2 separate regions of the Homo sapiens genome follow, and region 2 is linked to region 1. The links are chromatin loops, found by intact Hi-C in ENCODE. Cell type or tissue: endothelial cell of umbilical vein. All regions are shown on one strand.

Evidence for each region. A loop is a pair of places that touch in the nucleus more often than their neighbours do. Peaks named below come from ENCODE experiments on the same cell type or tissue, not always from the same donor. Only the 100,000 strongest peaks of a DNase experiment are listed, where the experiment ranks them.
Region 2: it touches region 1 in a loop (7-fold over the local background); 6 of 110 quality-filtered maps call a loop at or near these places.

What each region holds. Positions count from the first base shown.
Region 1 is chr10:80,695,014-80,703,013 of GRCh38, forward strand. No RefSeq gene overlaps it. Among named protein-coding and RNA genes, the nearest start is that of LINC02655, 49 kb to the left of the region's middle. RefSeq lists enhancers at 4,402-4,927, 4,734-4,993. In endothelial cell of umbilical vein, a CTCF peak has its summit at 4,669 (motif pointing right); a DNase peak (open chromatin) is centred at 4,708.
Region 2 is chr10:81,836,388-81,844,387 of GRCh38, forward strand. No RefSeq gene overlaps it. Among named protein-coding and RNA genes, the nearest start is that of NRG3, 35 kb to the right of the region's middle. In endothelial cell of umbilical vein, a CTCF peak has its summit at 6,852 (motif pointing right); a DNase peak (open chromatin) is centred at 4,534; H3K27me3 peaks cover 318 bases.

The DNA.
Region 1 (8,000 bases):
GACAGAGGCTAACATGGCACGTTTGCAGGGATGGGATATGGAGGATGGGGTCGGGGAGGCCTCGGGTGCTGGGGGTGCCCTCTGCTGGGATGATTGTCTACACCTGCAGTAAAGAGCAACCCATGCCAAGTGTGGCTCCCTGACTCCAGTAGGAACAAGATGCCCTTTCAGAGGTGCCTTCCTGTGGCCAGGCCCTCAGCCTCGGAGCAGGTGGGTTGAGGCTGGCCTTGGAGACAGGACAGTTTTCTTCAGCTGAGTTGAGGAAGGGCCCAGGCTGCACTGAGTAAACCACATGCGTGTCTGAGTGTGAAGGCCATTCTGAGATGTGTGCTGAGGCTGGTCTGGCCCAGCTGTGTGACAGCCCAGTTACTATGATCATGAAAAATGTGTTTATTCTCACATGCAGTACCCACTGTGCATACATCCACATAACCACCTGCCCAGAGCCCTGCAACTGCAGAGCTGGTGAGCCACCAGTGGTCACTTCGACAGCACCATCATAATAAAAATGGGGAAGCTGAGACCCAGAGCGTGGAGTTCACAAGTCCAAGATCACTCTGAGAGCTGAACACAGGGCCTCACAGGCCCCTGCTGCCCCCTCTCCCATCATACTCAGTCCTGCTCCCTGGACACAACCTCTCTCAATTCTCTAGCTATTTCTTCTACTGTTCATTTTTTGTTTCCCTGAATTACAAGTTTTGACGGCTGCTTCTTAACTTATCAGTTTTTGGCAATTATCTACTGACTTCTCATCAGGTTGACGTGGACTCAGCTCGCCTATTTCCTGCCCCCATCTCATTTCAGTCTCCTCATCCACCCAGGTCCTCTCAACTTAATTAAAAACATTGTTCACTGCGGGTCAAGTTGGTGCTATAATTGCATTTTCCTTCTTGTACATCTTTTCATTTTCCTAGAATTAAAAATTGCACATTGCTTTTTCATTTGCATAGTTTATGATGTGCCTGCTATTGTGTTTCCCTGCCATCAGATCTGTCGTAACCTTGGCAGATGGGTTTTCCCAAACGGGGAGCTGCATTTTCAGCCATGTCTTAGACCAGTTCTATTCCCAGGGTGTTCCGTCCTCACCAGTCTGGTTGGAGGCACAAATGGGGTTACACTGCCAGGAGCCGTCTGCATGGCTTACACAGGCCTGGACCTCCCTCCTTAGTCCAGGCACTCCTGGGAGTTCCAGGGTGTCTCTCCCACGTGCTCACAAGCGACTCTGCTTCTGGCCATTTTCTGCTGTGTGGCTGCCTCTGCCAGAGCCTCCTGCTTCTCTGCTTCTTCCAGCTCTCACCATAATAGCCTCTCCTACCAGGGGCCGTAGGTTTCTGCCAGGTACCCTGCTTAGTGCTCTGAGGGCCTCCTGATGCTGGCCGGCACTGCAGTGCACTGTAGCACGATGGCATGGGTGCTGCCTCTGCTGCTGGCTCCCAGGGCTATATGATACTGACACTGGGACTGGGCCCACCATTGCCCTGGATTGTAGGGACATTCCATGTCGGTTGGTCCGGGACAAGGCTTTCTCTTTGTGTTCCCATCCCCATCAATGTTGTCCAAGTCCCCACCATTTGTTCACAGGGGTTTACACTGATTTGAGGCTGTTGGCTGCAGGATGGAGTTGATGAGGGCGTTGCCCTCCAGCACAGCTTGTGCTTGGTCCCTTTCACTGGGGGCCCCGATCCTTTTGCATCCTGGTCTTTCTTCCTCTCCCCACTGCAAAGACTTTTCTCCTTCCTCACTTTCCTTTTCTGTCCCTGTCACCAAATAAAAGCACTTGCCCTGGTAAAAACACATTGCAGGTCATGTTTTACCTAGGTCAGTATCTGTGTCTTGGAGTCTTGTTTCAGCTTGGGGTGGCCCAGGGCACCTGTGAGAAGGGAGAGGAAGTACACAGAAAACAAATCCATTCATACTTGGAGTCTAACCTGCCTCCTCAGGACAAACTAGGTGCTGCCCACGCCTGGGTCTTTGCGTTTTTAAGGGAAAGGCTGCTGCTACCTGATTTAATTTTTGTTCCCTTTAGGAATTGGCTGGCCTGAGGACAGATTCCTCAGTGTCTTTGTGATCACCCCTCTTGGGTCCCTGGGCACCGTCTCTGTTCCTGGGTCAAGCTTGTTCTGCCTGGTTCCCTCTCTGCCCAGGAGGAGCCCCTGTTCCTCTGTTCACTGTCTTCAAAATAGGTCTGGATGCAGCTTAGGCTCAAGCTGAGTGATAGGGTTTGGCTGTGTCCCCACCCAAAATCTCATCACAGGTCAAGGGCGGGACCAGGTGGAGGTAATTGAATCATAGGTGTGGTCTCCTCCATGCTCTTCTCATCTCACGAGAGTCTGATGGCTTTATAAGCATCTGGCATTTCCCCTGCTTGCCCTCGTTCTGACCTGCTGCCCCGTGAAGAAGGTGCCTGCCTCTTCTTTGCCTTCCGCCATGATTGTAAGTTTTCTGAGGCCTCTCCAGCAATGCGGAACTGTCAGTCAGTTAAACCTCTTTTCTTTATAAATTACCCAGTCTCGGGTATTTCTTCATAGCAGTGTGAGAACGGACTAATACACTCAGACCTGGCACTCTTGATTTAAATGAGATATGATTTTGAATGATTTTGGTATGTTTTAATGAAATTATACTATTTTCAATACAAAATGTATTAAAACTGAAAATATGATTGATTTTATAAATCTTTGGTAAACTATATAAATAAGTTCACATTTCAGAACTGACTCCCCTCCCTCCCTCCCTTCTTTACTTCCTTCCCTCCCTCTTTCCTTCCTTCCCTCCTTCCTTCCTCTTTTTATCCTTTTTAAAAAAATTAATAGCATTTTGGTTCAGAGAAATGGCCACTTTACCTGTAGAGGGACACCTGCAGCACCCATCCCAGTTGTGGCTTGATTGATCAGCCCTCCCTCTCCAGCTAGGAATCCACTGCAGCTGCGGAGTCTCTGCTCTTTGCCTCCAGAGAAGCTGCATCAAGCAGATGGATGGGCACTTTCCAGCTTTAGAGGAAATTCACTTCAGCAACCCCAGAGCAGTTTGAGAAACAAATGTGTCTGTTGTAAACATCTCACACAGTCATAAACTGCAGCCTCTCTTTAGAGCCCCACAGAGACATGACCCTGCCCTTCCCTGACCCCTGCACTGTGGTTTATGAGTAGTTTTCTCTGCAAGGGGGAATTGGTGACTCTCTATCAAGGATGAAGAGAAGCAGAAATCCAAGCAGGGACCTTGCAGGGGCCTCAGGCAGGTCCTGCCAGACTGTGCAATGTAGACGATTCAATTCCACTTGGTCCAATGACCAGCACTGTGCCTGGAACTGTGGTGAGAAGCCAGATGTGTGGGTTCATGCCAGGCTCTGCCCTCTGTGAGTGTGAGTCCACATCCAGGCCCATGATTTTATTATAAAATCATGCTTCCTGTCTGACCTCCATGTAGGCTAAAGTCCTGTTTCATTGAGCAGCAACTGACTTTATTATACTAAGATGATAGATTAGTTTGCCAGGGCTGCCATAACAAAACACCACAGACTAGGTGGTTTAAATAACAAATTTATTTTCTCATGGGTCTGGAGACTGGAAGTCTGTGATCAAGATGTCAGCAGGGTTGGTTTCTCCTGGGGCCTCTGTTGGCCTGCAGAAGCCCTTCTCCCTGTGTCCTCACATGGTTCTCTCTGTGCACACACACCCCTGGTGTCTCTGTGTGCTCACATTTCCTCCTCTTTTAAGACACTAGTCATATTGGATTAAGGCACATCCTAATGGCCTCATTTTAACTTAATCACCTCTTTAAATGCCTCATCTCCACATATCCACATATTAAAACATATGAAACATGAATTCAGCCCATAACAGATAAGAAAGAATAGGCTTAGAGGGAACAAGGAGCAAAAAAGAGGAAAAAATAACATTTATTAAGTGAAATAGAATAGACCTGGGCATTTCAGGTATAATAACTGTGAATAAATATGTGTTAAATATGTGAATATTATTGATTTTACTCCTGAGAGTTAAAATATGTGAATATTATTGATTTTACTCCTCTGAGAGTTACTGTTATGTAGGAATTTGTTATTTTGCTGGGGCTTTGATTTGAGTCTCACACTCTTCGAATCCCATGGGTAGGAGGGTTCGGGAACTGTCCAGAACCCTCATCTCAAAAGGGCTCAGTGCTTATATACACCCTGTCCAGAGGAAATGGTATGTTCTAGCAACATCTGAGCGCTTGAGAACATCTACAGACACCCGGGGCCACCATGCTGTGAGCCCAGCACCTGGCTCTATCTAGGCAGGTGTGCAATAACCTAGGTCGGCACTTTCTCTTGTTCATAACAGCCCTGCACCATCCTGATAGATGGGGAAACTGAGGCTCAAAGAGTTTAAAGAATTAGCATCCCTAAGCAAGGAGTGACATGAGAGTGACCTGGGAGAAGTCAGAGCCCTGAGAATCAGAACAAAGACAAGTAATGCAGATAAATAAATGAACAATCCTGCTACTGATTGATCCTGTGAAATGTCCAGATGCGGAGACCAGTGCCCACGGCACAAGCTTTCTTTGGAAGGCGAAGATCTCCCCTTCCTGCTGGCCAGGGTTAGGGTTGGAGGAACTTGAGGGGGACCAGGGGAGGTGGCCTCAGGGAAGCCCAGGGTTGCTGGTGCCATCGCCAAAGAGGAGACTTTCGGTCTGTCCAGCAGGTGGCGCCGCGCAGCTGAGTATCCGAGGAGAGCAGGCTGAGGCTGGAGAAACCGTCTGCCCTAGGCTTCTTCCCAAATTGCATGTCCCCAGCAGGGGACTCTGCACTGCTAGGGCTCCTGTCCAGCACGGCATCTTCTCTCCGGGGGACTGGGAAACAGGGTGTTTGTCCTCACCTAGAAAACGGCCTCTACGCACACATCTGCTGGAGAGAATAAAGCTGCCGCGTGGCCCTGGGCTTGCTGGCAGGCAGGGGTGGCTGGTGGGCAAGGCTGGGGCCAGCCAGAATGCTCTGCTCCCAAGCAGCCTGGAACTCTCCCTGGAACAGGGCGAAAGCCCCCTAGTAGCCAAAAAAGGAAGATTCTCCCTGGAAACCTGGGCCTGTTCCCCAGCAGCTGGTCAGTTTCATTTGCTCCAAAGCTGCCCCTGAGATGTGGAAGTCTTGGGATAAACCAATTAATTGTAAACATTTTCTTAAATATTCCTGTTTGGACTTGAATTGGTATGTCTAAGGTCTTTCCTGTCCTGATAGTCATCCCTTTGTACGGTAGCATGTCAGCCATAGTGTGGCAGTTGCAGGTACAGGGGCTGGATCTGAATCTAGACACTTCTATGACTTGCTGTGTGATACAGTGAGTTTCTTAACCTCTCTGTGTCTCAGAGCCCTCTTCAGTAAGATGGAGATGGTAACAATTCTTATCTCATGGGTTTACTGTAAGGATTAACTTAATAAATATAAAGCACTTAGGGACAGCGTCTGACAGGCAGTTATTAGAGCTAAGTGGTTGTTATTACCATCAGCTGAGCATACAGCAATTTTCTCAACTAAGTCACGTCACACTAATGCAGGGCATGCAGTAGATTTCCAATAATGCCGAATGGGATTTAAATGGGGGAAAGAGCTTCTAGCAGGGAGTGAGGAGTGGGGCAGCCTATATTGGTGGATGGAGGGCACCAATCAAGGGCCACAGGGATACCCATCCCCTTCCCAGAGAGAGAGAGCTGCTCTTTACGCCACCAGGCCTGAAACTCCAGGCAATTTGGAAGGGCCAATGTGTCGGGGAGAAGAAAGGGAGAGATGTGAGTGCTGTGGCTTCAGCTGGGGGTGCCAGTGGCAGACTGGGCTACGCGTCGGGATCCGTGCAAGGGAAATAGGAATAGAGTCTAGCTCCAAGGGAAGGACAGGCAGGAACCATGCCACCCAGGAGCACAGCCAACCACCAGCCTGGGGGGAAAACCAGGGACCAAAGGCCAGAGCTGGCCAGGAGTCAGGTCCCACACAGAGAGGGCAGGGAAAGAGGCTCAGCTGGACACTGGAGGCTCCAGTCCCCGTAGTCACCCCTGAACACCTGACAGACTTGGGAAGAGCCATGGGCCAGGGCGGGGCTGACAGACACACTGCAGCAACCTCTGTGGGCTGCAGCTGCCACATAGGTAGGTGCCTCCTGGAGGCCCCATCTAAAGCCAAGGGTCATCCCTTTAATGGCTGGATCCTGAGCAGGGAGTAGGGAGGGGCTTGGCAGCCAGGCCAGCAGGTAGGTGGATTGGGGCAGTGACTTTTTGTCAGCCAGCTTGGAAGTATTTCATCAATTTCACAACCAGCATATCTGTGTCCATGTGCCCGGCTGGGCCCCAGCCCTAGTCTTTTTTCCACCCTGTAGTCACCTGATTTGCATTGGTCTGAGGGAGCTGAGAGGTGGGCAGCTGGGGAGGCTGGCACTGAATGACATCCGCATATTACTGCATTCCCACTGTGGTGGGATGTGTCTCCAGAAACGGCAGAGCCCTGGCAGTGAAGAGTAGCCCTGCACTAGACTGCCTGAATTTGAGTCATGATTCCACCACTCCAAGCTGCGTGACCTTGGGCAAGTGACTTGCCTTCTCTGTGTCTCAAATTCCTGCTTCCTGTTTTCTAAACCGAAAACAAAATTAGTACCTTTCTCACAAGATGCTATGAGAATTAACTGAGCAATGTGTGCAATACATTTGGAACAGTTACTTATACCTATAGTATTTAGAACTATTCAAAAAGCAGTAACTTTTTTCATTAAGCACACGTTAATTTTGCATCATCTTCCAAAGTACATAGTTCCTGGCCTTAAGGACACATATGTATTTGGGAGGGAACTGTGAACTCTGCCTCTGTGGAGTACGAGCAGATGAACCCAGGGATCAGAGAGGGAAGGGGTTGACCCAGGCCACAAGGAGGATCAATGGCAGAACAAGGGAGGATCCAGGCCTCCTGAGGCATGTCAGAGTCTTCATGGGTGTAATGTTTGATATGGGCAACCTGCTTTCTTTTCTTCCCTTCCTCCATCTAAGCTGATGCTTGGACTCTGATCTCCAGGGATGAGGAAGAGCTGACAGTGGAAATAGCAAGTCTTTATGGATTTACTTTCCAAGGTCTTAGCCTCAAAGGAGAGAAGGAATTTGAGGCAGACAAGATGAGCAACTGGGACAAACCTGCAGGAAGGATTTCCCCTGAGACTAGAGGGATCTGAGGCGAAAGTGGGAGGACTGTGTAGAACTTGGTTGTGGGCCAGCACCGGCTGCCGCTTGGTCCCCATGCCTGTGTTTTGTCATGAACTGCATTTCTGCAGGCCCAGCATTCTCTGTGGCTATTTTTTGCTGCAGAGATTCAGGCCACGGAGGAGGCTTTTTGTCTGTACACCCTCAGCAATGAATGGCCACAGCAGCTGCCTGTTACAAATGCCTTCCTCTTTCTGAGCTGCTGGCGTGTGAAGGGTTTTATAGGCGGCCTTGCTTCAGATGGAAATAGAACAGCTCTGAACTTGCTACCTATTACCTAGAAGTCATTTTCTGTAGTTATTCCCTTTGTGGCACCATCAAGCATGCACACCAGTAGCTGTCGAGGGTTTGGATATTTAACCAGCTCGTGTTCACACGCATGTGGGTTTCGCCTGTGCCTCTGTGAGACCTCTGGCTAGTACCCATGTGTGTTGGATCTCATGTGGCCTGTTCTCATTATTGGTATTGTCATTACACTTGAGACTGTGTGAGGGGCCGGGGTCCCAGTGCAGTCACCTCAGGACCCAGAGCTGACCTGAACAGAACTTCAGTTTTTCCTCCCCCAAGGGGACCCAGAGCTGACCTGAACAGAACTTCAGTCTTTCCTCCCGCAAGCTCATACATTACTATTTGTCACCCACAACTCAGCATGCATATTTTAACCAGTCCATTTTGGAATCCTTAAGAGGGAAAGAACATGACAGCACTGGACTGAACAGGAAGACAGGTCCCTGGTGAGATGGAGTGAGGGTGATGGGTGAGGGTACATCAGGTCCCTGAGGAGCCTGGAG
Region 2 (8,000 bases), 1.1 Mb after region 1:
CCTTAATAAGACTCTGTGCTGAGGACTAAAAATTGTGAATATAAGTGTGTTTGCAGATTCCTGCCCCGCCCCCCAAATCAGCTAAAAGACTTATGTACCTGTAGCCTGATTTGCTCCCAATTTCTTCCCCTCCATTCTTGCAGGAAGGACAAGGATGCTATTTCCTGCAAGAGAAGACAAATCTGCATAACAGAAGGGGCCATAAGACATGAGAATGTAGTGCTGGCTTGTATACCGTGGGTTGAAGTGAATTGAACAAAACCATCTGAGGGTTGTTCAGAAGATAGACGGGAAGATGGTTTCAGAAAAGTTTCTGTGACCAAAGTTAATATAGGAAATTCCTCTGATGTTCTTTGAGAAGCAAAAGTAAATAATTGGATGTTTCTTAAAATACATTTGGCTGGCAAACTGTGTTTCTTCAAAATAACATCATTCCGGGGTTGAGTCATCCTTTTGGTTTTTTGGGGTAATATGTTAGAGGGCTACCATCCAGGATTTTGCATTTCAGCTCCAGCACCCAGCCATACTCAGTCAGGATGAAAGTCATCACTAAAAATGTGAGTCAAAAGTGTATTTTCATCCTTACTGCCAAGCTGTTGGAACAATGGAACTGATGAGGAAGAGTCCATCAAATCAGGAATTATACAGGAACGCTGAAGAGTTTTCAAGAGGATGATATCCTAGTAAGATTTTCATCATTTGAAAGAAGACTCTAGTCAATTATCAAATTTTTCACAAGAAACACAAACCTATGCATGATCTCTAGCTTGAGCAAAACTCAGCAAAGTACCTATCCATCATGACATACCAATTTGGAGCTTGTGATTTGTTTTGTTTTATTTTTCTCCTAACTGCCACAGATACCAATTGATATCACATGAATATTGAGAGAAGTTATGTCCTACCTGAATTGTTTAAGACATTTGTTTTTGCTTCCATGATCAAAATTGCATGATCCATCAGACAGACTCTGGAACAATGATGGTACAGGTTACCTGTACACTTAAAGTTAAGACTTCAATGATAGAAAGTAGGCCAAGAGTTGAAACACAACCCGATACCACAGGAATATACCAAATTGTATTATTAACAAATGTATTCCTCCCCCCCACCCCCCACATCTGTGGAATGGAGAAAACTTCTGTCTGCTTACTTTGGATTTGGTTGGGTACTTGCTCTGAGAAATGGAATGTGGACAACAGTTACCTTGTGTCAGCTCTGAGTGGAGATGTTGAGGGACATCCATATGTCTTCTGGATCTCCTGCAGCCCTGCTGAGATGAGCACAGCCAAGTAGGTGGTCCCAGAAGAAGAACAGCTGAGCCCCACTTAAAACCTGGAGAATGACTGAGATAGCCTACATACAAAGTTATGAAAAAAAAACAATAGTTTTATTGCAGGTATTAAGTTACTTCCAAAAACCCCAAAAAGTTGTCTAATCCATAAGACAATGATAAAGAGGGTTAGAGATAAAGAAATGTCATTGATTATGTACAAAACATTTAAGGGACCATATAGCCGATATTTCTTTGAAGAATACTGAAATGAATGTATGATACTGATGGGGTTCTTACACCAAAATTAAAAAATAAATCTGTATCATAGCAATGAGGGTAAGCATGCTTGATTTTTGTACTTAAGACTAGAAAAATACTGGGAGCACATAAAGATGCAATGGTGTGCAGAAGAAAGACTCCTGGTTACTCATAAGCAGTTAATTGAATAGATTTGGGTGCATTTAATATCAATAATTAACTTTTTTTACATAATGAATTACCACAAATGTAGTGGCTTATAACAGCCCTCATTTCTTATCTCACAATTTCTGTGGATCATGAGTCTGTGCACAGATTAACTTTCCTGAGCTCAGAAATTTACAAGGTTCAGGTCAAGGTGTTGGCCAGAGTATGTTCCCATTTGGAGGTTTCACCATGGAAGGATCCACATCTAAGCTTGCTTAGGTTGTTGGCAGATTTCAGAGGAATGGTGAGAGGAAGGGAGGTAAGGAGAGAGAAAAGGAGAGAGAATGAGAATGAGAGTTTATGTTCCTTAGAACCTTTAACTTCATGGAAGGTCTGGATCCTCTTTAAAAGAGCTCATCTGATTAAGTCAGGCCCACCCAGGATAATCTCCCTTTTAATTACCTCAAAATCAGTGGATTAGGAATTTGAATTACCTTGAAAAATCCTTTCATCTTTACCAAATAATATAATTATGGAAATGATATCCTATCTCTTTTGCCATAGTATATTATTAGAAGTAAGTCACAGTTTCCACAGCATACAAAGCAGGAGGATTATACAATGCTGTGACTCATTGGGGGTCACCGTCAGGTGTCTATTACAGCATTCAATTAACTACCTTGGATTACATTATTACTCTGCAGAGCCCCTCAGTTTTCCCATTGATGAAAACAAGCCAGACAGCGGACAAAGAAAGATATGGTGACTTGAAAGTAGGGATGACTAATGAAGTTCAGACCGGAAGCCCTGTGAGGAGATAGGATGGCTGGGATAAGACAGCTAAAATGTGTTTCTGAAAAGCCACCAAGAAGCCATGACTGATTCACTGTGAGTAAACTGGTTCCTTAATCTCCATCAGAGACACACAGATGTCCAGAGACAGGATCATTCCCAGGTTGGAAATAGGCCCCTCTAATTTGCTAACACTGTGGTGGGGCTGGGCAGGCACCCCAGAGTATCTATCTATTTACACATCAGAGACCCCAGGAAGGATGGGAAGTGTGGTTGGGTTTCAATATTGGCTAGGAGAGACATCTAGTGGCAGCTGGAAACTGGGAGGGTTGTCATCTGGTAAGCACATACCCTTTAGCAAGTGAATGCACAGAGATTCTTAGTGGGGTTGCTGATGGTGTGTTTCTTCTGCAGAGAGTCATTCATCCACCAATTTCCAGTTGTGAGAAAAGATATTTAGAAGATCATAAACAGGCTACATCTGGTAATATTTTCAAAGGCACCTAAGAATATTTATATTCCTCTAAGGAGGTGTGCTATCATTAGAAATAATTGTAACTTCTGGGAGCCACATTGTATTTTGGAGTGTGTGTGTGTGTTTGTGTGTGTTTGTGTGTGTGTGTGTGTGTGTGTGTGTGAGAGAGAGAGAGAGAGAGAGAGAGACAGAGCAAAGACTGACCGGGAGAAGATTATGATATGGTAAAACGTATACAGATAGAAAGAAGGAAGGGAAGGAGGGAGAGAGGGAATTATAATGCTCTGGCCTCTCCACACTCTTCCCAGTCTCTCAAGACAATGCTTTTTGTTTTTGTTTTTTTTGCTAGCTTGATTTTGCCTTCCCCACTCTCTAAGGTCTATAGCTTCCTGCAAAAATGGAATTTAGAATTTTGAGATATCTTTAAAACTGAGCAGAGGAAGGTGGGGCTTGAGAAAAGGGAAAAAAGTGAAAGATAAGAAAACTAAATTGATCTATGTAGTACAAAGCTGAGAGGGTCGGGAGAAGTAGGGATAAAGAGCAGCGATGATGCAGTGAAGGATGGGCTGCAGGGATGAGCAGAGCTTTGAGTGAGGGGCTCTCATTAGCCTGAGGTGAGAGGAGGTTGTGAAGGAAGGAAAAGAGAGGAGTGTTGTTGAGTTTATTTTAATATAATTAAGATTTTCTGACAGATACAAGTTAAATATTGGAATTATTTTAATTATTATTTTGACTGGTTTCATCCTAGCAACTAGTTAAAAGCCCACATGGTGGATGTCCAATTACTATTTCTGAATAAATGAATATTATTAGTTGCCATCCTCAAAGGCCAGGTTGTACCAGTCTAGGCACAGTCAATATGAACCATTTGCAGAACATGATGGTAGCTGATGCCACAGTGAAAACAGAGCCCAATGGTCTGGCAATGCTGCAAATCTAAGGCAGGTATCAGAATTTTCCACTGTGACCTCAACACACCTTTTCAATCAATCCAATTTAACATACAGTTAATGGTGGCTTATCTCATTCAGTTCACTGCAATAGTTCATGTTAGATTACAAAGATGAAAAAAAGGCACAGGAAGCCCTCAAAGTCAAGGTGTTTAAATATAACAGGTGTTTCAAATACATCTGTCCAATAAGACCTGTTCCTTCAAAGATCGAATAATTCCCATCATTTGTTTTGTTTATTGATTTATGCTCCAGTTCTTTTATCTACTTGAAATTTTTTCTTCCCCCCTGTTTACTCTTCTTCATTTCTAAGGCTCATCCCCAAACTTTTCTCATCTGTAAAATTAGCATTTTTGAATCTTAGAAGGTTCTGAGGCTCTTCCTGACTCTCTCCTAAAACTTCCCACGGTGTTCTCTCATCACGAAGTTGTGGCTGATATGAAGCCTTCATGTGCAAGCACTGTGCCTCACGCCACAAGCTCAAGGCTCCAGGCAGTTTAGGTCTCTTTCTGGACTCACCACAGAACGGCCTCTGCTCCTCACTGGCAGCAGCTTTCTTTCTCAGGCTTTTGTACCCGTTCGTGTGCTTGCGTCCTGTTTGCCTATTTGCTTTCCAGACTACAAGCCTTTTGAGGAAAACATACTGTCTTATCTCCCTGGACATTTTAAAGAAACATTCAAATATAAGGGAAGGGAATGCTTTAGTTATTAAATCTGGCAGGAAATCAGTTTGGCAGAGATTTAGCAGTAGTTTGTGTTACTGAAAGTATCTGAAATAGTAAAATTGAATTTCTTTGGAATTCTTCCATTATTTAAAAGTTTTGAAATTCAAGTGAAATGGAGTTTTCCTCAATTACTCCCAATTAGTAATGTTTAGTTTCATGTATAAACTATATAAACATGCATTACCAAAGGATAATAAATTCTGTGGGCTTTTCATTGCTTCCTTGTCATGAGATTTTGTTATAAGAAATACTATGTTTTCCCCCCTCCTAGCCTGAAGGGAAAGACTTGACTGCAAGTTGTTTTATTCAAAAGAATAGCAGCCGTTTGAACTCAGCGGGGAGGAGCAAGTGTTATTATGAACATTCCATTCTCTTACCTTTTCATCCTCTAAGTTAGTGATCTCTCTGTGTTTACATGTTGATTGGTAGAGTTTGAGGCAGTTATATTGGAATTGGATGGGTGTTTGTGGCTCAAGTATTTGAAATATAAAGTAAGTGTTTCATTATTGATTCCCTGCCTACTTCTAAAAATTAAAATAGGACAAGATACAATAAACAAAGGGGGTAAATAAGACTACTAAACAAGGGTAAAGAAGCAAGAATTCGATAATGTCCTAGCATGCCCAGCTAGGAAAGATGGGGATTTAAATACCAGGGAGCTGACACTCTGCCAAGTGAGGTTGTTTAAAGAGCTAAGTAGAAGAAGGCAGGATAATCCACCTGGGATGCTTTCTCCCCCTTTACATTGATAATGTCTGCCATCTCAGCCTAAAAGTTACTTTCTTAGAAGAGACTTTCTTATACCCCCAGACAAAGTCAGGCTTACCTCTTAAATATTCTCCTAGGATTATTTCTCTTTATTTTATAGAAGTCTTTATAGAAATCTACATTGATATGTGTGACTATTGGATTAATATCAGTATGATCCTCTAGAGTATGAGAATGTGCCTGTCTTCTTTATTGTATTTCCATTGTGTTGCCAAGCATCAAGATTGGCAAAAGGAAAAGCAAGATAATTGTTGAATAAATGCTATTGAATGAATGTGGGGAAAAAATAAAGAATGGGGGAGCAGAGATACTTAAAAAGAATCCCATGAGTGAAGCAAAGTCAAGCCAGAAAAAAAAATTAGCAAGGAACAACTCCAATTACAAAAGTGGGATTGAGTATATAAGAAAAGAAAATTAAAGGTCCAAGATGAATAGATTTGAATAGAAGCAAACACAAGGCCTGGTGTGATGGCTCATGCCTGTAATCCTAGCACTTTGGGAGGCCAAGGCAGGTGGATCACCTGAGGTCAGGAGTTCGAGACTAGCCTGGCCAACGTGGTGAAACCCTGTCTCTATGAAAAATACAAAAATTAGCCAGGCGTATTGGTGGGCACCTGTAATCCCAGCAACTCTGGAGGCTGAGGCAGGAGAGTCGCTTGAACCAGGGAAGTGGAGGTTGCAGTGAGCTGAGATTCCATGGAGCTCTGGCTTGCTTGTTTCTAACTCCAGCTTGTTGTACATTGTGGGATTGTTTGGTTCAATGGCTTAAGTCAGCATATACAATACAGTGGGGGTAAAAATCAGAAACAAAGACTATGGGAATCTTGTCTACAACTGAATACAAGATTTACCTGAACATTATTAATAGTCAAGGAAAAGAAGAAAGTATAATGAATTCCAGGGAAAAATATAGTACCAAATTCTAGAGAAATTTACTGTTGATGTATATAGCAGGAAGAGAGGAAACTAAAAAATAGTTATTCTTAGACTGTAGACCCAACAAATCACAACTCAGCCTTCCTCTCTCACTGCAAAAAGCAAAGTGTAGAAATATTGGTTACATCTCATAAAGAATGGCTGTTAATGCCTCAGGAGAGAAAATGCTTATGTTGCAGGGAGAATTCATAGAAAAGTCCTTATAATCAAGTCATTAAAGTGATGTTATAATTAACCATTTTATATATATATATACACACACACACACACACACACACATATATATATGCCAGGACATTGAAGCAAAGACTGGCTGCTGTCCATTTACAAAAGGGACTGAGTGCCCTACAGTGAACTGAAAGGATGAGAGTCAAGATACACAAATTTCATCCAAAGACAATGGACCATTTTGGGGGGAAGGAGCCAGACTAAGAACTTCGAGGTGTACAGCTCCTTTATTCTTTCCATACAAATGCTCCATGGATGAATGTCAAGAATCCTCACAGAATTGAGTTGCCCTATAGAGGGAGCCACTTTGATGTCTTCTGGGCCTTCATCTGAAAGAGACAGGGTTTCAATGCCTGGCTCTGCAAGCCCATTTTATTGAAGATGACACATGTCTAAATGGATGTGACACGTATCTGTGGAAGAATTTAAAAGGAGCTGTGACCTACAGTTCCATGAGAATTAGTAGGGGCTCACTTTGTAATGGTTATTGTGACTTTATTTCTGCCCCTGCCTAAAGGTTAACTTACCTATAATTGTCAAATATTTTCTTTTCTGAAACTATTATTTTAATGACATGTTATCTTCATACTACATGCCAAAGGGCATATGTGCTATCTACAGGCATTATGATAGTTGCTCTTCTCAACGATCATATGGAAAAAGCATTATTATTCTCTTGTACAGATGAGAATCTTAAATTTACAGACACGCTATTGCTTTATCCACAACTTCACACTTAATGTGACACAGAGCTGGGATTCAAGCTCACGTCTTTGTTTGAAGTTATTTCCAACAGACCATTCTGGCTCTCCCAGACATGCATTTATATTCAAGACAAACCAAAACATAACATTTGGCTTACACTGAATCATTTATCTTTGTCTTTTGGCACTGTGATTATGTAGCATTTATAAACTCTCTGTCCAGTCAGGCAAAAACTTGCACTTCTGTGCTTTGATTTAGTGCACTGGGTCCCACTATCAAAGTTACTAGGCTTGCAAATGGTCATAATCTGAGTCTAGATTTCTAGGTTTATGCTTCTAAATCACTTGGCAGAGAAAACAGTTAGTGTTAGAAAAGGAATCAGAGGTAAGATGGGCTGAACAGCCATCACACATCAATGAGAAATGAAGTGGTTTGATTTTAGTGTGGATTGTAAACAAAACACACACACACATGCACACACACACAGAAGATTAAGCTAGGATGTAACTGATTTAAATAGGTATCCTCCAGGAAAACATTAAACGTCATAATGGCCGTTATATAAAAGTTGAAAATTTTTGACACAGTGTAACTTACTCTTTTGGTAAAGTAATGTTTAGAAATAAAATAATTTATAGCCAGCCGTAATGGCATGCACCTGTAGTCCCGCTACTCAGGAGGCCGAGACAGGATAATTGCTTGAACCTGGGAGGCGGAGGATGCAGTGAGCCAAGATGGTG